Linked DNA regions of Homo sapiens: all the other regions are linked to region 1. Evidence: chromatin loops called from intact Hi-C (ENCODE). Cell type or tissue: PC-9. All regions are shown on one strand.

The links. A loop is a pair of places that touch in the nucleus more often than their neighbours do. Peaks named below come from ENCODE experiments on the same cell type or tissue, not always from the same donor. Only the 100,000 strongest peaks of a DNase experiment are listed, where the experiment ranks them.
Region 2: a loop joins it to region 1, with 8 times the contacts of the local background. A loop is called at or near these places in 4 of 110 quality-filtered maps.
Region 3: a loop joins it to region 1, with 8 times the contacts of the local background. A loop is called at or near these places in 21 of 110 quality-filtered maps.

The regions. Positions count from the first base shown.
Region 1 is chr9:87,332,332-87,340,331 of GRCh38, reverse strand. No RefSeq gene overlaps it. Among named protein-coding and RNA genes, the nearest start is that of DAPK1, 160 kb to the left of the region's middle. RefSeq lists a silencer at 3,695-3,864. In PC-9, a CTCF peak has its summit at 3,276 (motif pointing left); DNase peaks (open chromatin) are centred at 1,631, 2,371 and 3,211; H3K4me3 peaks cover 1,365 bases; H3K27ac peaks cover 1,238 bases.
Region 2 is chr9:87,563,918-87,571,917 of GRCh38, reverse strand. All of the region lies in intron 2 of DAPK1 (death associated protein kinase 1), which reads right to left. Among named protein-coding and RNA genes, the nearest start is that of DAPK1-IT1, 14 kb to the right of the region's middle. RefSeq lists enhancers at 285-785, 1,610-1,779, 3,561-3,730, 7,629-8,000. In PC-9, no CTCF peak of the experiment used is centred here; DNase peaks (open chromatin) are centred at 887, 1,807 and 7,597; H3K27ac peaks cover 1,929 bases.
Region 3 is chr9:87,809,689-87,817,688 of GRCh38, reverse strand. It overlaps the pseudogene LOC100420576 and the pseudogene ELF2P3. Among named protein-coding and RNA genes, the nearest start is that of SPATA31E1, 69 kb to the left of the region's middle. In PC-9, CTCF peaks have their summits at 4,425 and 4,626; no DNase peak of the experiment used is centred here.

The DNA.
Region 1 (8,000 bases):
TTTTTTCCTTTCTCTTTTTGATACCCCAGGTGATGGGAACAGCAAGGCAAGGTGAAATTAACAAAATGAAGGACTGCTTGTGCCTGGTCTACAAAGTGACATTGCTTAGCAGCAGGGTCTCTCTGTCTTTGCGGTGCATGGTGGATTTTTGTTTCTTCAGGCTTTGCTTTTTTTTTTTTTTTGAGATGGAATCTTGCTCTGTCACTAGGCTGGCAGGCAGTGGCACAATCTCGGCTCACTGCAACCTCTGCCTCCTGGGTTCAAGCGATTCTCCTGCCTCAGCCTCCCGAGGAGCTTGGACTACAGGCTTGAGCCACCATGCCCGGCTAATTTTTGTATTTTTAGTGGAGGTTTCACCATGTTGGCCAGGGTAGTCTCGCTCTCTTGGCCTCCTGATCTGGCTGCCTTGGCCTTCCAAAGTGCTGGGATTACAGGCGTGAGCCACTGAGCCCAGCCAGATCAGGGTCTGCTTTTTCATAAAGGCAATGCGGGTAGTGGGTGGAGGTGTGAGGGTCCTATATGGGCCATAAAGAAAGAGAACTGGGAGTCTGGGTGCAGTAATGGGGAAGATCTTACAGTGAGTAGATTTTGCTCTAAAATAAAGGAAACACTGGCTAAATTCTTTTCCTTGCAAGAGTTAGAATAGAACATGGTATGCAGGAACTGCTTCTGTTTTCTTGTAAAATAGTGCCAGCAAACTATTCAGGTCATTTGCTCGACAGTTTTTCTCTTAAAAAATTTAAAATGTTGGGGCCGGGCATGGTGGCTCATGCCTGTAATCCCAGCACTTTGGGAGACCCAGGTGGGTGGATCACAAGGTCAGCAGTTTGAGACCAGCCTGACCAACATGGTGAAACCTGGTCTCTACTAAAAATACAAAAAAATTAGCTGGGCGTGGTGGCGGGTGCCTGTAATCCCAGTGACTTTGGAGGCTGAGGCAGGAGACTTGCTTGAAACCGGAAGGCGGAGGTTGCAGTGAGTGGAGATTGCGCCACTGCTCTCTAGCCTGGGCAAAACTCCGTCTCAAAAAAAAAAAAAAAAAAACAACTTAAAATGTTGTTATTGTTAGTCAAAAAATTTCTTTTTTCTCTTAAATTTTGTTTATTTCTAGGGCTGCCATAACAAAGTGCAATATTCTAAGATTTTGTTTGTTAATTAACTTTCCAGTTCACAACTCACATTTCTTAACATTTCAAATGTAAAGTTAGCCTAGAACAGTTGTACATTCAGTACTATCAGAATTTACAAGCTTAATTCAACGACATCTAGTTTCAAATAGCTGCAGTACGTATTTTCTCTTTTCAATTATGCATTCACTCTCTATTCTGATTATTTCAAGTTATGCAAATCAAGCTAGAGAAGAGATTTAATTTAATCAACTGTGGGTTTGCCTACACGGATTTGAATATTAGCTGTCGTCTATATGTAAATGACAAGAGTGAAGAGAACCTGTTGCTAAGCACTGTGACCAATTCCTGATGCAGTCCTTGAAGGTTAACCTTGTCAGACTGTTAGGGAAACAAGAGCATAGGAGAGTCAGAGTCACGTCATTTGAAGTTCAGCTCCATCTTGACACTAATAAGGCACATTCCTTGCTGGTCACAACCCACAGCCCTAAGATGTTTACAGTTCAGAAAACAGCTTGATGATACCTGCAAGGACACACTCCTATGACAATGGAATGTCCAGATGTCCCAATATCCATAACAATGCATGCTTCTAAGGTAATTACACGTATGATTTGATGTATTTACACACTATATGACTAGGAGAGTTTTCTTTGAGTCAGCAAAAAATAAGCAATTTTGCCATGCTGTCAGCCCACCTGCACAGAGACATAGCTTATCTTTTGCATAGAAAAGACCCCCATGTAAGAAAAACAAAACAAAGATGAAGCGTTCCTCCTCTTGCTTTCTGAGGATCCCTACTCTGTAACTGCGTATCTTTCAATCAACTCTCTCTTCTCACTGCACTCTGCGACCCGCCTTACATTGTTTCCTGCGTGAGATCCAAGAACCCTCTTGGGGTCTGGATTCAGGACTCCCTTTTCTGGCAACAAGACCTCAAAGCCAGACTCAAAAAGTCAGATTGGTTGCGGGAGATTGCTCGGTGTGCTCTGGAGGAGGACACCTCCCCCCAGGTCCGGTGACTGGGGGGATTCTAAAAACCAGATGCTTTTTTAGACATCTGCCTGTCGTTTATGGTTTATGAGATAGAAAGATTGAACAGGAATATGAGAGAGGAGTGAGAGATCGTTTCTGCCTACAAAGAATTCTCCATTCACTCAAATGAAGCTGCGTTCTTTGCATTCCAGACCGAGAAAGGAGGCTAAGGTATCCATCCCCCGAGGAAAAATAGGAGACTAGATACTTGGCGCTGTTAGCAATCTGGGAGGAGCGAGAAACCTTCAAATCACACAAAGGGTCAAGAACAGGGAAATCATCAGCCGAGTGAGTTCTCAGCAGAGGACCACATGAGAAAGGTGGCCACCCCTCTAGCCAATCATAAACAGAAGACTCACTCCTTAAAGTGCGAACATGGCTCTTTGGTGGGGAGAAGAGATAAGAGGTGGATTTTTACGGGGTTTATAAACACACCATCAGCTCATCTTGAAGACGCAAGAGAAGTTTTCAGGCACAGATGTTGTTTTGCTTTAGGAAGCTAGCGATGTGTTCTTCACAGGAAAGCTGACCAAATCCCAGAATTAATTATTCATTGTCTCCTTCCCCCCTCCCCCCCACACTAAACTGGGTCAGGGAGAGAGTTTCATATTTGTGTTGCTGTTACAGCGCCAGCTCAGAAGTAAAATGATTGGCTGAGACTTGGAGCTTAACAATTAACGTTAAATACAGGCAGCTGGCTGTGTTTTGCTTAAAAGCCACAATCAAGGAATCTGGCAATCTGGAATTTTGTGATGGCTGATGCCTGTTTGTTTTTTTTCCCCCCCCATTTGCACAATTGCGAGTCTTCTGGGAACTTTTCTTTTACTGACACTATGGTTTTGCATGTTTAAAAAATTGGCAGACATCCTCGGAGGTAACGCAAGGTGCCTCGGTGCCATACACAGCCAAGGTGTGCAGTTCCGCGGCCGCATGATTCATAGTTCTGCTCTGTTTGGTAAAAACAAACACTGAAGACGCGTTATCAGTTTATTAGTACAATGTTTAATTGTGCTCTTTTTTTTTCTGTTCTCACTCCGTTAATTGCTCATAAATGGGAAAACAAAAAGGATTGAGTCCTTTTAGCGGTCGGGCTGCTCTGGAGGTGAACTGTATTCTATTGCTTCTAGGGCCACCTTGTGGACAACAAGTGTATTTAGAAATTAGACTTACAGGATGGATTCATTGGGAAAGCGTAGTAGACTGGTAATATGACTTTGGAATTCTTGGTTATAAAATCTAAGTATAATGATAATGACTTAGTTTTTATTAGAAGAACATTCCAGAAAATGTCCTAATTTAGGAAAGGCTAGTAATTGTGGCGAGTATGGAAATCTACCCATCACCATAAAATATATAATGATAATCCAGATTTTATATTTTATAGTTTATTATCAATCATCTAAATTTCCTTACAATTCTTTCATGTGCTGGGGGTGGAGAAAAACCCAGGAGAGAGAGAGAGAGCCTGTTTCTCAACTATCTCAGTATTTCAGATTTCTTGCTGTTTTCCTCACCCCGCTAGATGGCATCTGGCTGCATGAAAGAAGTGACATAACCTTGGGGTGGTGGGAGGAGATACTGTGTCCCTGAGCACCAGTCCTTCATCTGCTAGTTGCAGATGGGCTGGGCCTTCTATGGGTCTCTGCATGGAGCTTGTTGTGTGCAGCTGGTCCCTTCTGGCTGCATGTCAGGTAGGGGTCATGAGTCCCCATGTTCCACAGACCCCATAGCTTTGTGATCTTTGGTCAGCACAGCTAATCTCAGAACCTTTGAGGACACGTTTGTGGATCTTCTGCAGACCATGCATAGGCTCTGGGGCACCAGTAACATTTTCTCAGGATGTCTACGTAGATATCTTATTCACCATTGCTAGTCCTGCCATGTTGGATGTGAGGGTATACCAAAGACCCACTTCCCAAAGACAGGCTTGGGAGTTTCCAAGTTTACCCTAAGGTCGCAGAAAGGGATAGATATCAAAGACATTGGCAACCAACCTCTTCACTCTGTTTTTCTCTCTTCCCTCCCATGTTCCATCTGGGCTAGAAGAGGAAGGTTCTTCTCCTTTCTGTATATCAGAAGTTTTCCTTTCATCACATCTTGCATTCTTTCTTTCTTTTTTTTTTTTGAGATGGAGTCTCGCTCTGTTGCCCAGGCTGGAGTGCAGTGGCACAGTCTTGGCTCACTGCAACCTCAGCCTCCTGGGTTCAAGTGATTCTTCTGCCTCACCCTCCTGAGAAGCTGAGATTACATGTGTGCGCCACCACGCCCAGCTAATTTTTATATTTTTAGTAGATACGGGGTTTCACCATATTGGCCAGGCTGGTCTTGAACTCCTGACCTCATGATCTGCCTGCCTTGGCCTCCCAAATTGCTGGGATTACAGGCATGAGCCACCATGCCCGGCACATCTTGCATTCTTTCTATCCTATGACTTACAGCAAAGCAGCAGAATCAGTATTGCCAAGCTTCACTTAGATTCTTCAGAATTGTCAAAACGATCCTATTTCTAGAGACACAAAAATACAATTTGTGTAGTCAAAGCAGAAAAATCAACTCCTTTTGTGCATTCCTGATGTAATTATTCTAAATCCTCTTAGAGGCAAATGGATGCTTCTGGCAGATTGAGTGAGTATATACTTGGAAATGCAAATAGAAAAACACACCAGTATTTCTCAATAACAAAGCTATTGGAAGATGATAGCATTAAAGATATTATCTTCATTTTATTATGTTATTTTTATTAGTCCCCAAAATGCAAATATTTCATAGTTTGGATAATAACTTGGAAAGCAAATAATGCAGCCTCTGTATTATTTCTCTCCTGCTGTTTCTTTCCTGACTTGACCAAACTAAGATTGGTTGATGTTTGGTTTTGCATTATAACCTCCTTAGAAGATAAAGGCAAGGAGACTGGGAGAAGCTGGTGCATTTTAATAGGAGCCTATTGTAAAGACATGAATTTATGCAGGACAGCCTTCTTGCCAATCCAGTACCTACACCAAAACAATATTAGCCCCTTCTAATCAAAAAGGAATTTTTATTTCTTTAGGTCAGTAGTTTTTTTCCTTTTTTTTTTTTTTTTTGCAACTTCCACCTCCAGGGTTCAAGCAATCTCCTGCCTCAACCTCCCAAGTAGCTGGGATTACAGGCATGTGCCACTATACCTGGCTAAATTTTGTATTTTAAGTAAAGATGGGGTTTCACCATGCGGGCCAGGCTGGTCTCGAACTCTTGACCTCAAGTGATCCACCCGCCTTGGCCTCCCAAAGTGCTGAGATTACAGGCGTGAGCCACCATGCCCGGCCTAGGCCAATAGTTCTTAACCCGAAGTGAATCATGTCATTTCACTTGGCAAGCATTTTCTAAGCGCATTTTAGCCTTTGATTTAGATATTCTAATTCACTTGTTCTGAGATTGGGCCTACAGAGTTCTGAGAACATTCCTTGTTAGGCATCATGGCTGAGGTTTATGGTCTATCCTCTTGTAATCCATTCTATCGGGCACCATCTATTGCTTTGTGCCATCAATTACCTCTTCTTCGGTAATGCAGTGTCTTGGCAGGGTGTGAAAGGTCACTTTCAAACTATCAGGGCCTGATGATTCATACTTTCCCCAGAGTCCTCTGCATATCCTGGACACAACCGCTTTCTATTTATTCATGGAGTGCCCTGGGAGCCCCAGCATGTCAAGGGACACTAAGATTCCCTGACACTTCCCTTGGTTTACACTAGACTGGGAAGACTATATAGGCATAGAGAGCCCCTGATGGTCTGTAGGATAAAACCATTGAATTCCTGAAAGAAAATCCACCACAAAGGAGGAATAAATAGTAATTGATTAAACATATACAGTCATGTGCCCCTTAAGGACATTTCGGTTGATGATGGACTGAATATATGATGGTGGTCCCACAAGGTTTTCATAGGCAGGCCTGCCTTATACAGGTGTACCACTTTTTAAAAATCTTTCATGCCACATTTTTTACTATACCCTTCCTATGCTTAGATATGTTTAGATACATGAATACCTTCCATCGTGTTATAGTTTCCTACAGTATTCTGCATAGTCACCTGCAGTACAGGTTTGTAGCCTAGAAGGAATAAACTGTACCATATAACCTAGGTGTGTGGTAGGCCGTGCCATCTAGGTTTGCATAAGTACATGCTATGACGTTCACACAATGATGAAATTGCCTTGCAACACACTTCTTGGAATGTATCACCATCTTTAAGCAAAGGATGACTATACTAATTGAACATCTACTATGTGCCACATGATGCGTTGGAGATACCTGACAACAAATAGACAAGCAATCGCCATTTCCACGGGGCATGAGAGGGGACAGGCAATAAAAACTAGAATGGGTAAATACCCAAGACAATGTCAGATAGCAATAGGACCTCTGAAGAGTGGTGGGTGTAGCAGGTGAAGCAGCAGGGATCTGGGTGAAGGAGGGGAGCATGGGTGTGCTTCGGTGTGGGGCTGTGCCTCCCCCAGGGCAGGGCACCCCAACATCACCTCCTCCTAGTCCTGCAGCCTCACTTGAGAGTGCTGTGACTCTTAGCGGAGGACAGGTCCTGGGGCATAAAGGAAAGATTGGAGTTCCAAGGGATCCAAATGAAAGGGCTGTGGGACCTTTCTTTGAAAGGTGGACATAAGGGTTGACAGAGGCCAAGCTGCCTGGGAGAAATAAGTGGAGGTGTGGACACAGGCCCACAGCACGTGAAGGTTAGAAGTCTGCAGGAGATTCTTTTTTTTGTGTGACAAGGTCTCGCTCTGTGACCCAGGCTGAAATCCAGTGGTGTGATCTCGGTTCACTGCACCTTGGTCTTAAACCATCCTCCCACCTCAGCCTCCAGGGTAGCTGGGACCACAGGCATGCACCACCACACCAGCTAATTTTTTGTATTTTTAGTAGAGATGTGGTCTCACCATGTTGCCCAGGCTTGTCTCGAATTCCTGAGCTCAAGCAATCCACCCTCCTCAGCCTCCAAAAGTGCTGGGATTACAGGCATGAGCCACCATGCCTGACTTCTACAGGAGAGTCTAGCAGCGTGGACTGGAGTCGAAGGCCAGGACAGTGGTGGCAGGCACCAGGGCAGAGGGCTGGTGGGCATGGAAGACCTGGAACACTGGGTCTGCAGAGCTCCCCCTGAAATCATCCCTTGGCTCCCATTCGCTCATAATCTGAGCAAGAGAGACCCTAGAAAGGGCCGGGGGGCACTCGGGTTGTCTCTGTATACAATCCTAAGGACTCACATAGATGTTCCTGGAAATAGACAGCAGTCACTGCTAATTAGCTAGCTAGTGGGTGCTCAGAGTATGGAGACTGGTGTATGAGAGGCAATGTGATGGCAAAGTCAAGTTGCCAGCCTCTGAAGCCTGGCCTGTTCTTATCTGTCATATGGTGAGAACTTTGAGGGCAAAGATTCTTCTATTTTCACCACCATGCAAAGTGTCCATGATAGTAGGAAGCAGTAACTCAAGAAATACTTACTAGTTTCTATTTGACTGTTTTGACCTTGGGCTTTATTTTTATTTATTTATTTTTCCATCCAAGGAAGCATCAAAATAAAGGTTGGTGTGTAAATCAGATTGATGTGGGTAAATCAGTAGTTAATAAAATTAAGATTTTTTTCTTCTTGATTCACTTGCAAGCATGACTTGGATAATTTGCAATTATATCTCAGGAAGAATTAAACAATTATATGATGCAAATGAGCTTAAAATGATGCCCTTTGGGATCAAATGCACACAACTGCTTTATCGCTGGAGATTTGCACAGGATTTGTATTTCAGCTGTCTAATGCTAGTAACAAACCACCCTAAAATTTAACA
Region 2 (8,000 bases), 230 kb before region 1:
TGCAACCAAAGAGCTGGCTCAAGCCAACAGCAAGGCCAACCACTTAGCCCCTCAGAAGGAGAGAGGCCTCCAACCCCCATGTCCCCATCCCAGGGGACACAGAGGCACCACCTTTGTGTGAGAGAATAATCAAGGGTATCCCCCAAAACTCCAAAGGCCCCCAAGCTCTCTCATTGGCACGCACGCACTGCCCGCAGATCACTGTTTAAGGAAAGTGTGCAAACGCTGTTTACATGGCATCAGCTGAAGGTGGACTGCTGGCAGACGGATGGGCAGCCGCAGGATGCAACCATCCATTTATGTCACTGGAACGTTTGCAAGGAGACAGATCAAATGGGAGAACCAAACCCTCTCTGTTCCCTTTTCCCTCTCCGCCTGCTTCGCTTCTGGTGTGTGTGTGTGTGTGTGTGTGTGTGTGTTGGGGTGTGTGTGTGTGTGTGTTGGTGTGTGTGTGTGTGTGTGTGTGTGTGTGTGTGTGTGTTGGGGGGTGGGGGATGGGGCCTAGGCTCTGGGTCTCTTCACAAGAAGTCAGGTTCCCCACAGAGCCAAGTTCCCCTCATGTTTAAGCTCCAGGAGAAACCAGCCCATGATTACAATTTCACAGGCAAACACCAGCAACAGTTCAGATACTTGCTCCAGGGTTCCCAGCAATGCTGACTCTGCAGAGAGAAACAGAGAGCAGAAGCCTGGGGTCTCCCATCTTGTCCTCAGGTAATGGCTTTTGTTCCCAGGGTACAATTAAGTCACTGTTCCCTTAGTGTGTGTGTACCGAATACACAATGCCTTCTATTCTCAAGGCCTAAAGAAAACAGGCGTTGGCATGAGGCATCCACATTTTCTTTAATGAACTAAACAGCCCAACCTGAAATTCAAGTGCTAAACTTTCAAGAGCAAACAAAAAGCTCGTGTTCCAGTCCAGTTCACTGAAACCAAGTGACTTTTCTATCAGCCTCAAATCCTGGGGGTGTTTACTTACTTATTCTTCTCTTATCAGCACAGTTAGGGGTCAGTTCCACATGTAAGCAAGGGAAGCAAACTGAGCATATGACACTTCAGATGGGAAGAAAAAAATCTCTGAGACTCTTACTCGACACCCTATGTGTTTGCAAATGGTTTCTCTCCCCTCTCTGCTGTTCCTGAAATCTGGGGAATCAGGCATTTTGAACAGCTGAACAGGCAATTCAATCTTTGGAATGAAATCTTCTAAATCACTGCTATGAATGATGACTCCTTCCTATAAAGAATTCCCTAAGAAGTGCACGCCTGGGTTAAGCCAGGTTTTCACTCCTCAAGCAGTCCCTTGTTTGTAGGTGTCACATAGACTACAGTTCTGCAGAGGAAAACATGTATTATTTACGAGAGGTACAACTGGCTTTTTGGGTTTTTTTTACATACAAAATAATGAAAAGAATGGGAAAGCTCCTGTCCCAACCTGGGGGTAATATTCTTCAAGGTAAAGCAAAGTATTTGATGATATAAAAAGAGGCATCTGGCAGATTTACATCAAAGCCATTTTAAGCTGTTATAAAATTAGTTCCCTAAACATAATTTTTCTCTTCTTTGCTAATGGACAACTTCTAGTACCTCTCTGTGTTAATAATTAGACAAAGCTGGAGTCAGAAGTGAAGTTTCTATTAGACAGAGAGGCATAAACAGAGTAAGAATGAAGTGTGTCTTGTGTACATATGGGAGGGAAAATGAGGTTCAAGAGTCCATAAAAGCTTTAGTAATATTTGATCAGCAGTGTTTGTGCCTTCTTTTTCCTGGACTGCAACTAACATAAATTTTTCTCTTATCAAAGTGATTAAAAAAAAATAGAAAGTGACTCAGTTATGCAAACTTCAAGATAAGGTGTAAAAGAATCTGATGCAGGAAAAAACACACATTGCTTTTGTCTTATAAGCATTTCTAGCTCATTAAGACTCAGAAACACAAATATAATAAGACCAGAAATAAAATCATGACATTCGGAAGTCTAGAAGTAGTAGTTTATGGTGATTTCATTAATCAGAAAATAATACCTAAAACTTTATTTACCAATTTAGTGAAAGTTGTTTTCTGAAGTCTTAAAAATAAAGGAAGAGGACAAATAGTTCTCAGCCTTGCATTTACAGCTGTTTGGCACCACTTCTATAAACCACCCTTCCAGCCAAGAAACTTAACACAAGATTAATGGACTGGAAGACCTCTCGTAGGGAAAGCCTGGGTTTAACCAAAAGGCACTGCTACACACCCGGATGCACCCGCATTGACACTGACAGGATCCAGTTCTGCACCCACTTCCTTTGAAAAACATGGCCTATCAGCTTGAATTCTCCAGCAGTGAGAACTTAGGTAATCACACGTTTTGAGCCTAAACTGACATCCATTTCAAAAGATCGATTTTCCATCCAACTGCTTGTCAAAAGTAGGACACTAAAGTATTTATATGTATTAATTGCAAATTGAAATAACCTATCTGCGTATTTCTATATGGGCACCTGCGATGAAGCACATAAGTCAATGATCACCTGAGTCTCGCTGGAGGTAGAGCTTTGAAAAATACAGGTTCCTGGGCTCCCCCGTGAACTCTGGATTCAGTCCATGGGGCAAAGCCCAGCAACCTGCATTTTAAAGAGCTCCTGGGTGCTTCTGATGCACAGTGAACTCTAAAACTCACAGACTGGAGTAGTAATTCTCAACCATCGTCAGTGGGGGAGGGGAGCTGTTGAAAGTCCAGATGCCCTCACCAGACTCCACACCAATTAAGTCCTAATCTCTGAGGCTGAGCCCAAGTACAGGCAGTGTTTAAAGTTCAGAGGGATTCCCCAACCAGCCAAGGCTGAGAACCACTGAGGTTAATGCAAAGGGATGCTACTTATTAAAAAAACACACGTGACCTGGAGAATTTCCTCTATCAAGAGAATCTGCCTCGCCCCACACCTCCAGTATTTTTTAATCACTCCTACTAAGTTAGCTGGATTCTGTATTCCTCTAAAATTCCTTTCTCAGTATAAAGTCTGCTCATCACATCAGACCACCACACATCTGAGGACAAGAAATGAGTTCTTTACTGTGGAGAGCTCCCCTTTCCCACCCAGGGAGTAAATGATCAAGGCCTGCAATTTGGAAGTGGACCAGTTTTGCAACAGCCCCAACACTATATGGCTCAGAGACCCATTACCCACTCTGCAAGGATTTTTAGAAAATGATTTGTAATAACTTGGGTGCATCACACAAGGTACATGTGACAGCCTTCCCCTTCCATATCCTAGTGGGTTGTCACCTTGTGCAGAGAGGACGGAGGAGGCACGGTCAGGCTGCAAGGTGACGCCACCCACACTGCATCCCACCTTCCCACTCTCTTTAGCCAACATTCCTTGAAGCTGGGGGACCCAGAGCAGGCACAAGAAGATGACTCCATGAAAAAACATCTCCCCCACAGAATGCATTAATTAGAAGCTAAATTGCTTCAACAAAACTCTTTTCAAATGCAAGTACCATCAAAAGAAGCCTATTCACCAAGGAGTGTTGCTTTAATCCACTGATCACAACTGGAGTGTTGTGTGGGATGGTGTCTGTTTGATCCAGAGCAATGGGCACAGTGTTTTGAAAAGAACTGAATCCACTGTCAATATTTTAAAACTCTGATTCCCAGCAATGCATGAAGACTTGGAAGAGCTGGCAGCGTTGGCCCACGGCCTGCAGGCAGTCAGCGCCCAATGCATAGCGACTGCCCCTTCAGATGGCCCCGTGCGCTCCAGCTGGACACAGGCCCGCAGCTCCCCGGTGCCTTATGCCTGGGTGGCTTCACTCCTCCTCACTGCTGTCTGCAGAGCCAACTCTTCTTTCATCAGTAACTCACCCTAAAGGGGCAGAGCTGGTGACAGCTTTGTAATCACAGTTTTGGTCTTCTACTCATTTAGCCATGAGACCTTGGACCGTCTTCTTGGAGCCTTAGTTTCCTTAGCATTACCATTTCAACTGAATAGTGGCAGCCTTTTTGGGGTGTCTATAAATATTAAAAGAAACTGAAAGTGAACACGAAAGCATTTGGAAATGATGGAGCAGTATGCCCATGGAAACGATCGCTAGCCAATCCATTCAACACAGCAACTCAGAACCCTTGAGTCATGCTTGGGAGGGACGCCATGGAGGGAGGTCCGGTGGGGTGGGGCTCACAGACTCATTCGGAGGCAATCTGAGGAATCCAGGTGGTAGCCCTATGAGTGCAACAACTCCATCTCCAGCACTGAGAAAAGCTTAATCCTAACAAGGGCTCCTACCATGGCAAGCGTGCCAGTGGAAACCAAGAGGCTATAGGTTCTTGAATTCAAATGAAGAGGCTACAAAAAGCATCCTCACAACCGAGCCTAATTCCCTGGCTACTTCCAGTCTGACCCCGCAACTCCAATTGTGAGCGGGGTCTACTGATCCACACCTGGTCTTTCTCTAACAGGAAGAAACACAGGAGGATGGAAAGACATCGAGGAAGGGTGAAGACAGTCACTTATTTCTTCCCCACGCCCCATTCCCTTCCCTACCCCCATTCCCCCACAGCCTGTATCTCCTCTCCCTATATTATCAGTTAAGTAGGATATTTGCATTTTGGCAGGATTTCCCTTTTCCAGGGCCTATCAGCTGAGTCGAGGAGACAGCAGATGGCCTACTACACAGCTCATTTGAGTACATATTCGAGACAATAATCAGCTACAGATTGACTTGGCACCAGCCACCACGGGAGGAGAGGCCAAGCATTTCTAAAGTCCACCAGGTTCCCATGACTTTGCCTTCACTTGCTGTGCCAACAGAAAGAGAATATTTTAATCTCACAATAATTTGTTTTGGAAGGAACTCTAGATTTCATGAGCAGTCCATCTATATCTTCAGATTAACTGCCAACGTGAATTCTGGGGAGCTTCTCTCTGCATTAGCAACCCTTCATTAATGAGCTTTCTTGCTATTTTTCTTTGCAACCAGGCACCCGAATGTATAGTTATCAGTTCATGCTCTTTCCATAGTGATTGCAAGGAGGGACCTGCCAAAACCCCCTGTATGCTGTGATAAAATTTCTGTTTCATCAGTGCAATGATGTGCTCAGACAAAGAAACACGGTTGGCCTGAGATGACCAGCTTGTTAGTGTTTGCTGCTTTCCTTTCATCCTTCCAAGAGTCCAACCAACGTGTCCAACCCATCCTTGTTCTTCTCATTCCGAACATCAGTCAGTCTACAATTTTGCTTCATTTTGTTTTTATATTTAGTATTTGTCACAATCAGCCAGGTTTGGTCTAGGCTAGTTCTGTAGCCATCACTACTTACAAAATTGATTCTCCTCACCTTATTTTTGGTAGATCCTTTAAATAACCTGAGCTTACTTATTTAGAAAATTTCCTTACCAATAACTATTTACCTCCCTCCACTTTTCCTCTTTCATTGGAGCATTTGGGGCATTGCTTACAGCCTCAATTTTTGGAGGCCCTACTTTGTTGAGTCATATCATCTTGGAGATATATAGATTCTACTTTCCTAAAGAACAAGAATGGCTTAATAGTTGACTACCAACTCTATAATGACATAGCTGAGATGCAGTTCCAAGAACTCTTAATAGAATGCTGAGGGCCGGGTACAGTGGCTCACACCTGTAATCCCAGCACTTTGGGAGGCCGAGGCGGGTGGATCACAAGGTCAGGAGATCGAGATTATCCTGGCTAACATGGTGAAACCCCATCTCTACTAAAAATACAAAAAAATTAGCCGGGCATGGTGGCGGGCGACTGTAGTCCCAGCTACTTGGGAGGCTGAGGCAGGAGAATGGCGTGAACCTGGGAGGCGGAGCTTGCAGTGAGCCAAGATCGTGCCACTGCACTCCAGCCTGGGCCACAGAGCAAGACTCCAACTCAAAAAAAAAAAAAAAAAAGAATGCTGAGACAGAGAGACAAAAGGTTCAAATCTCAGCACTGCCACTAAATGCTGTGTGACCTCAGGCAAGATGCTTAACTTCTCTGGGTCTCAGTTTCATCACTGGCAAAATAAAGGGAATAATGCCTACCTCTCAGGGTTCTTGGAAGAATGAAATGAGATAATACATGTAAAGAGCTTAGCACAGTGCCTGCCATATGGTAAAGATAAATGTTCGTGTACAACTAGGAGTAGCGAGTAGCAATAATAAAAATGATAGTAGCAGTGGAAACAGGATGATAAAAAGAAAGAGTGAAAAACGGGGAAAAGAACAGTAAATTGAAAATGGTAGGTCTGGGTTCAAGCCCAAACCTCAGATTTCAAGAAGTCGGATTTGAGTTCCTCATCATTTTACTTCTCTTCTAGGCAGAAAGAACATCACAACATTCAGCCTTCTTTGGAGGTCCAGAAATTCAGAAGGTAAATTCCCTTCCATCTGTAACCTGAGTTAGTGCCATACTAGCCATTCTCCTATTAGCCTGCTGCAATGACCTGTAGTGAGGCACTTCACCTCTCCTGGCTTTACTTTCCCCAACCATAAAATAGGGGGCATTGGAAGACATCATCCCTCGAGCTCCTCTGCTTTTGATCCTGAGAGCTGCATCCTCAAGTCAGATTCTGCTCTGGACAGAGGATGGGGTTGTGATTCTTCAGCGTTTTGCTTCAACCCCTCAGAGAAGCTCCCAGAGGCAAACTTGTCTCCCTGAGTTCTGTCTCACGTTTTTCTTTCTCTACAGCCTCGACACTCGTTTTTCATGCTCTCAACTGTTTGCCCTCCAGGCTGCCAGGACCTCTGCAACATATCCTGGGAGTCACCAAGGAGCTGTGGTGGTGCTTTCTGGAGCATTCGTGACCTCGGGCCCTTTGAGCTTCTGTGTGAAAAGTCTTTCTGGGAATTTCCACAGCACACTGCCTGCCAGCATTCAGCAAATGTGGATAGGGTCTTCCTGGTTTTCACTGTGTTTTCCCAGACACAGTGAAACCCACTTGCCTTCAGCCAAAACCAATGAAGAAATGAAACCACAGGGCTATCAGCTCTTCCTCTTCAGAAATCCAAGAGTCTTTATTGCTTCTACCACATAAGAAAGTTGGAATCAGAATAGCCAGTGGCACTGGCTGTGGTTTGAATGTGTTCCCCAAGTTGATGTGTTAGAAATTTAATCCCCAATGCAACAGTGTTAAGAGGTGAGACCGTTAAGAGGTGATTAGATCATGACGGCTCTGCCTCATGAATGAATTAATGCAGTTATTGTGGGAGCTGGTTCCAGATTAAGAAGATGAGTTTACCTTGCTTCATCTCTCTCTCTCTCTTTCTTTTTCTCAATCTCTCTCTCTCCCTTCCTCCCTCCCTCCCTCTTGCTCCTTCCTCCTCTCTCTCTCTCTCTCCCCCTCCCTCCCTCCCCATCCCTCTTGCCTTCTGCCATGAAATAACACAGTAGGAAGGCCATAACCAGATGCTGGTGACATGGTCTTGGACCTCCCAGCCTCCAGCACCATATGCAAAATAAACTTCCATTGTTCATAAATTACCCATTCTCACGTATTCTGTTAGAGCAGGAAAAAGTGGACTAAGACAGAAACCCTCATTTCCCAGTTAACAAAAATGGGCCTTAAGTGGTGAGTCATTTGTCACACATGTCTCAGTGAATGGGACAGCCAGGACTGGTCAGCCATACCCCCTGACATCACATAGTAGTTATTCTCTATGCCTTGTCACCCAATAACCCACCAAGCATACTGTGTGCCAGGATCTGAGTCAGGGCCCAAGAGCCAGTAGAGAGAAAATAGACTCTTTTCCTACAGAGGTCAGCATCAGACTAAACTGTAAACAAATCAGCAGAGTGCAATGTAGAAAGTAAAGTGCCAGTAACAGAGATGTGTATGGAGGGCACCAGAGGGAATCCGGAGAAGCACCTGGGTTTTGAATATAGGAAAAAGAAGCTCCAAGGAGGAAAAGGGGAGACGGGCATCCTAAACTAAATAAAGAACATATCCAAAATGGCGCCAAAAACTATGCCATTGTGGCAAGAAGGTCTACGCGGCTGTCACAGAGGGCATGAGC
Region 3 (8,000 bases), 480 kb before region 1:
TGAAACAAACAAGGGTAAGTGCTCTCACAGCCAATGGTGTTCCAACAATGTCAATGCTTCCTGATCCAGTTAAATTTGACTTTGTCTGTAGTTGACAAAGTCAAACTGTGTAGCTGGGATGGTAATAATTTTGACAGGCTGCATGGTGATTTTTTCTTGGTTTTCAGTAGAAGCTGTCATCATAGTAGGGATTATCTGAATGACTACCTTTGGAGAGGTCGCTGTTGTTGGATTAGTGCTGGTTATTAATGGTGCACCTGCATTAACTGACTGAACTGCCACAGTTGAAATGTTCTGACCCAATGATGTCATTACAACAGGTACTTGCATTGCCACACAAACTGTCCTTGGAGCTGCTGTTGCTGATACAGATGCAGTGGTAGTTGGAAACCTGCATGAAGCATCGTGACCAGGGGAAGTGATATTCACGACTCTAGCTACACTCTTCTCTGCTCTGGAGAAGTTTATGGGGGATGAATTTTTTCTATCACAAACAGAGGATGCTGCTTTCAGGAGACTTTCTGCCGACAGTGACACTCGTTCCAATGATTTTTTATCAGTAGCTCCTGCTAAATTTTCATTACAGATTTCACTTCTGTCATCATCTGTGACCACTATGGTTTTGGGCATATCCTTAAACTGATATACAAGCCTCTGTCCTTCAACCTTTGCAAGACTTCCCTTTTGGTAGCTTTGCAATAATTCCCCTTTGGTAATAGAATCTCAAAGCTCATTCCATAGTTTCATAGTTCATGTTTGGTTTGTTCTTATGCTTTCCCCAAAACTTGGAGACAGCCTTTGAATCCACCAGCCTGAATATGCCTTTTTCTCTCTGAATCCATTTAATATAGAGGGGACAAATATTTTTATCTTTAAGTAGATCTAAAAGAAACTCCCACAAATATATTATGTTTCCTTTTCCTTCTCTCATCTTTTTTTTTATACCTGACTCAGGAGACCCACTGGAAATTGGTGATTGTTGGGTCTTTGGTTTACAGCCAATTTTTTTCCTTTTCATTGGTTCATGGCTATCTGGTGATGTAGGAATAGGAGAGGTATCCGTTGGTTCAGACCCCTCAGTTGACACCTCCACTACAGTTTCTGTAATGATATCTGGCCTCATAGCAACATGGATAAATTCAGGACTTCTTGAATCCCTCAAGTAGGTGGGAGATTTCATAGGAAGCAGGGCTTCAGTAGCTTCAATTCTCTTTTGGAGTCATGTTCAAAATAATCTTGCTCAGGCCAATGTCTTAAAGCATTTCTGCTGTTTTCCTCTAGTAGTTTCATATTTTGGGGTCTTATATTTGTGTCTTTAATCCATTTGAGTTTATTTTTCTATCTGGTGAAGGATAGAAATCCAGTTTCATTCTGTGTGTGCACATCCCGTTTTCCAAGCACCATTTGTTGAAGAGTCTGTCCTGTTCGCAATGTGTGCTCTTGGCACTTTGCCAAAAATCAGTTGGCTGTAGATGCATGGAGTTATTTCTGGGCTTTCTGTTCTGTCCCTTTGGTCTATTTGTCTTTCTTTATGCTAATGCCATCCTGTTTAGGTTATTATAACTTTGTAGTGTATTGTGTATTTTGAAGTCAGGCAGTATGATGTTTGGAGCTTACTTTCTTTTTCTTCTTCTCCAGACTGCTTTGTCTATTTGGGGTCTTTTTTGGTTCCATATGAGTTTTAGGATTGTTTTTCCTATCTCTGTGAAGAGTGTCACTGGTATTTTGATAGAGATTTCATTGAATCTATAGATAGCTTTGGTTAGGACTGGCGTCTTAAAAATATTAGTTTTTCTAATGCAAGAACACAGGATATCTTTCCATTTATTTGCATCCGCTTAATTTCTTTCACCAATGTTTTATACTTTTCAAACCAGAGATCTTTCAGCTCCTGGTTAAATTTATTTTTAGGCATCTCGTTTTTTTGTAGCTATTTTCTATGGAATCTTTTTCTACATTTTCTTTTCAGATAGTCCATTATTAGTGTATACAAGTGCTGCCGATTTCTGTATTTTGTCTCTGTATCCTGCAACTTTACTGAATTCATTTATCTTAACAGGTTTTTTTGGTAGAATCTTCAGCATTTTCTGCACACATGAGTATAAATCTAGAGAAAAGTAAACTCTCATACATCATTAGTGGAAATATAAATTAATAAAGCCACTATGGAGAACAGTTAGGAGGTTCCCCATAAAACTACAAATAGAGCTACCGTACAAATCAGTGATCCCACTGCTGGGTATATACACAAAAGAAAGGAAATCAGTATATTGAAGAGAAATCTGCACTCCCCAGTTTACTGCAGCACTGTTCACAATAACTAAGATTTGGAGGAAACCTAAGTGTCCATCAATAGATGAAAGGGTAAAGAAAATGTGGTGCATATACACAATGGAGTACTATTCAGCCATAAAAAGGAATGAGATTCTGTCATTTGCAACAATATGGATGGAACTGGAGGTCATTATGTTAAGTGCAACAAGCCAGGCACAGAAAGACAAACGTGGCATTTTCTCACTTATTCATGGGATCTAAAAATCAAAACAATTGAGCTGATGGGCATAGAGAGCAGAAGAATGGTTGCCAGAGGCTAGGAAAGGTAGTGGGAGGGGATTGGCAGGGGTGGGTGGGGATAGTTAATGGGTATAAAAAAATAGTTACAAAGAATTAATAAGACCTACTATTTGATAGCACAGTAGAGTGACTATAGTCAAAAATAAAGTAATTGTACATTGAAAAATAACTTAAGAAGGATAATTGGATTTTTGTAACAGAAAGGATAAATGCTTGAGGGAATGGACACCACATTCTTCATGATCTGATTATTATGCATTGCATGCCTGTATCAAAACATCTCATGTACCCCATAAATATATACACCTATTATGTACCCACAAAAATTAAAAAACTAAAAATAAAAGAAAAATAAAAAGAGATGCATCCTTTGGTCCCTGAAGCACTGAGGTGCTGCCATGAGGTGCAAGGACTCCTTGTGGCAGCCACAGCTGGAGTGAGGTGGATGGAGATGCTGGTGATGGAGAGTGGAGTCCTGGTGAGCTGCAGAGAAGGCCGCTGGCACCAGTGCTGGCGAGATGCCTTATGCTGGGGTCAGGGTGGCCTTAGGCCAGGTTCTGCCTCTGCCCATCCCAGTTGTGTGAGAGGCTGGTGGAGATCAGTCTCCCCACACCCATTTCTCTTCCTGGGCCCATAGGAAGACTACATTTCCCAGCCTCTCTTGCTTTTTGTTGAGGGCCAGGGGTTTTGTCAAATGGAGTGGGGGTAGAATTACACCCAAGGCTCAATCCTTCATCCTCTCTCTTCCCTTCTGAGCCACCTCTGAAGCCATGCATTTAGAGACAGGGTCACGACTCAGCAGGAGCCTGGAGGCCTGAGCCACTTACCCTGTTGCTATCAGCCTGGCATGGGAAGGAGAAACAAATCTTTGCTGTACTAAGCCACTGGGGTTTCTGGCTTATTTATTGCTGCAGCATAATCTATGCTATCCTGACTGGGGTAGATTGAGCTTGGCAACATTTTTAACCTCTCTGAGTCTCCCTTTCTTCATTTGCAAAATGTTAATTGTAATATCTGTTGTTGTACTCAAGGCCAACTTTGCTGTATGTAACAGAAACCCATTCATTTTGGCTGAAGCAGAAAGGGAATTTGTTGGAATATTTCAGGGGACTCTCATGAAATCCAGCACCTACTGCCTTCCTAGCCTCGAGGACACATCCTTCACATCCCAGCATTGTCATCCAGTCCACTGTGTCTCTGTGTCTCACAGCAAGTTCCAGAAGAAAAAAATCTGATTGTCTTAGTTTGTGTCAAGTCAGCTGTAGCCAGAGACCAGGGTCACATAAGACAAATGTGGCCTGGGGTTTTCTTATGAGCAGGGTGCACTTTTCTGTTAGATGGGTATCAGGAGGCAGAGGGATTACTGGTGCCATTTGTAAGGAGTCATCTCTGCCCTGTAAAGAGATCCAAGGGAAAGCCTGCTACTTCTGCCACCATCCAGCCCAGCAGTCGACCCCTTTCAGCCATATTTAAATGTTAGACATTTGAGTTATCCACATGGTCTGAAATTGCAGCTGGAGACCTTTCAGCAAATCTCAAAGTTCTTTCAGGGCACACAACAGCGTGGACACACAGAGCAGCTGAAAGGCCCAGAGGGAGGGAGAGTGGTGTCCACTGCACAGTTATTTCAGCGCCACTGATGCATTGGTGAGCACAAAGCTATTTATTTATGGGCTTGCTCTGCTTGGTAGAGATCCTCACAGGCCTGAGATGAAGTAGTAAGGACGAAAGGAGTCTCTGAACAATAGGACAGTCTGATGGCCGTTCATAGGGCGGCACCTCCACCCGAAGGCTAGGATCTGGGCTGTGACTCTAGAGTACTAGCGGAGGGCACATTCTCTACTAGCAAAACTCTGCTAGGATACTTTCCATGCACCCCGTCAAGTGATCCCAACATACGTTTTTGCATGAAACCTCAGCATTCCTGCATACAGCATGGCAGACACCTTTGGGGCATCTGCTCAGCCCATGATCCCCATCTCATACAAAAGAAAAAGGACGTGACCATCATCGCCAGGAAGGTGCGTCCAGGGGCTGCAGTGCCCCTGCTCGCCATTAGATGATGCTACTAAGCCAGAAACAATCTGTTTTTCTTTAATTTCTGGATTTTTCCTCTATTTCTTAGTATTTGTTTTCTAGAAACAATGGATTGCCACTTTTCTAGTTGGAAATCTTGAGCTGTCTAGTGAAAGAAGACTCTACAGTAGGACAGTGATTCATTCAGGAAATAGTTCAGAGTGATGTACGGAACCACTTCAGTGGGCGGTTGTTCACGGCTGTTGACTTTATCTGTCAGTGGCTTGAACATGTGGAGTCCAGTAAAAACCAGAGTTCCTGGGAAGAGATGTAAAACACAGCCTCGTACTCTCACCCCTCTTCTTGTTTCCACTGCCACCCTCACCCCACATTTTGCAAGGGGGTTATGGTTCCAGCAGAGATTTCTTCATGCCTGATGAGCTGTTAGACTACTCTAGAAAGGAAATCACGAGGATCCTGTGCTCTTGTTCAACACGATGGTAAAGTTGGTTAGTGCAGGGCATGGCTAGGGAGGGACCGTATTCACTATGGGTCCATGAATAGCTTTTTATTTGCTGGCGGTCAAAAGGTTCAACCAATGTTCAGCAGCAATATAGTAACACAGAATAGATGCTATTCTATTTGACCCAAAAAGTTGGCTGAACTCCTTAGGAGTCACGAGCACACTGGCCCTGATATTTCAATGAACTATGAAACAAAGCACTGACCTGCCTCTCTCTCAAATAGAATAGCATCTATTGGGCTATTTGCCCTTCTTTTACACATTGGAAATTGGGGACAAGAGGCTATTTCTTTGTGATCAGCTGGAAGAATGGAAAAGGTAAAGTAAAGCCAAATTTATTTAACCTCTGCTATATGCCGGGTACTGTGCAAGGCACTTTTACACTTGTCTCACACAATTTAAGCCACATCACCCCTATTATTTTAAACTTTCAACTTCAGTTGACATGACCCTTGTTTCTCTCTCCTGTCTAATCTACCATTGTCTTCTACCATTGGTCTGAATTACACAGGTTTTCATGCCAGCTCTTGAATACTCCACACCTGCTAATCTCTCTGCCTAAAACTCTCCTCTCTAAGATGAGCGTGGTGGCTAACGCCTGCAATTCCAGCGCTTTGGGAGGCTGAAGTAGGAGGATCACTTGAGCTCAGGAATTTGAGACCTGCCTGGGCAACATAAATCAAAATACAAAAAATTGAAAAATTAGCTGGGCATGGTGGTGTGCTCCTATAGTCCCAGCTATTCAGGAGGCTGAGGTGGGAGGATTGCTTGAGCCCAGAAGTTCTAGGCTGCAGTGAGCTGTAACCACACCACTGCACTCCATCCTGGGCAACAGAATGAGACTGTCTGATAAAAAAAAAAAAATCTGTTCTCTGGGTCTCTCTGTGTGTCTTCATTCCTTAATGCTAGTCAAGACTGTCATCAAATGTGACCCCCTTCATGGGTCACCAGCCCCTCCAGCCTGCGTAGGTTTTCTTTAGGGCACACACCACAACCTATTTGTGTGTGTGCTGGCCTGTGTGCTGCCTGTTCTCACACTAGAATCTCAGTTCCAAGAAATCAGCCTTGCTGCCAGTATTGCCGCCCCCCTGTAATCCCAGTGCCCTGAACAGTTCCTAGCATATGCTGGAAGCTCAACAAGTATCTGCTGAATAAAAACATGCATGAGTGGGCTAAATCGGATCACTATGGGATACATTAGATTACTATAGAGATGTTGGGGAATTTCTAAGTTTATAGATTATCAAACTTTTTTTGTCTGCCTCTGACTGAGCATGGAAAAAACAAAACAAAACAAAACAAAACAAAACAAAAACAGAAACAAAGCTCAAATGAGACTAGGCTAATACTCGTTGGAAAGTCAGGGAAAACTAATTTGAGTAGAGGGAGAAATGACCCTCATCTCACTTGAAGTTTTGTCACTGGTGTCTAATGAGCCAGGGGCTCCAGCCCCCATCACTAAGGGCTCTCTCAGGACCTTGCACACAGGCGGCTGTACAAAGGACCCAGGGACTTCCCTCCATGGCTGGAGCTGCCTGTGACAGCAGAGTGGCTAGGTGTAGGGATGTGGGTCTTTCAAGACCCCACCCACTTTATCTTCTCGTCTTCACATTGGACAGGCGAGTTGTCCAATACAAAACCCAAAGGAGTATTTTTATGTAAGCTGACACACCCTGCCTTCTGTAAGTCATGGTGTTTTTCGATAAGGATATGCCATGGTTCTCTTATCTTTTTTCCATGTGGTGTTCTCTGCTGCACACAGCCCTGACAGCGCAATTGTGCTAATGGGAAGATGTGCTGACTGGGTGGTGCTTCCCTCTCTGATTTAGAGGAAATACATGGTCTGCTTTGACCCACTGGATGAATCTTCCAATATTGACTGCCTGGCCTCCATTGGAACCATCTTTGCCGTCTACAGAAAGGTGAGTAGACAGGCAAAATGTGAGGAGGGCTGACATTTCATGCGTCCCTCCTGGAGTGGTCTCTGGAAGGTTCCTAGGCTGAGAGTCACGAGTTTGGAGTCCTCATCTCTGTCCCCCTACTAAATAGAAAAGCCACTGCAGGCAAACCACAAACTTCTGTCTTCCTAAGCTCCTCATTAGAAGAACTGAATTGGTGATTCTCCCTGTGACTACTTTCTGTTGTTCCTGGGGCGATACTGTAGAAGGACAGCCGGGATCTTGTTTTGAAATCTGGATGCAACACCAATGTCAAACATAGTATTAGGTTCCAGGGGGCATCCAAAGACCCACTCTGTTTCTTCTTTCTGCACCTCACCTCTTAACGGCATTCATTTTCTTTTGCTGCCAGAACAAATCACCACACACTTAGAGGCAGCAAACAACACTTGTTGATTGCCTCCCACTTCTGTAGGTCAGAAGTCCAGTCGGCTTGGCTGGGTTTTCTGCTTAGGGTCTCCTGAGTACAAAATTGAGATGACAGCCAGTCTGGCTCCTTATCAAGAGGCTCCAGGGGAGAATTTGTCTCCAGGCTCATTTAGGTTGTTGGCGGAATTCAGTTCCTTTCTGTGGTGGGATCAAGGTCCTCGTTTCATTGCTAGCTGATGGCCAGGGTCCTTCTTGGCTGCTGAATGCTGCCCGTGTTCTTTGGCTTGGTAGCCCTTCATTTTCAAAAGCAGCAGTAGTTAGTCAAAATTTTGAATCTCTGACACCACCTCCCCGTCTTGCCTCATCTCCCTTGTCCCTAGCCAAAGGAAGTTCTCTGCTTATAAAAGCCAGTTTTATTAGGTTGGACTAATCTAACCAGGATGACCTAGTGTGATCTTCCTATTTGAAATCCGTACGCTGATTACATCTGAAAACTCCTTGTTGCCATGTAATGCTTGGTATTCACAGACTCTAGGGATTGGGGTATCTTTGGGGCCATT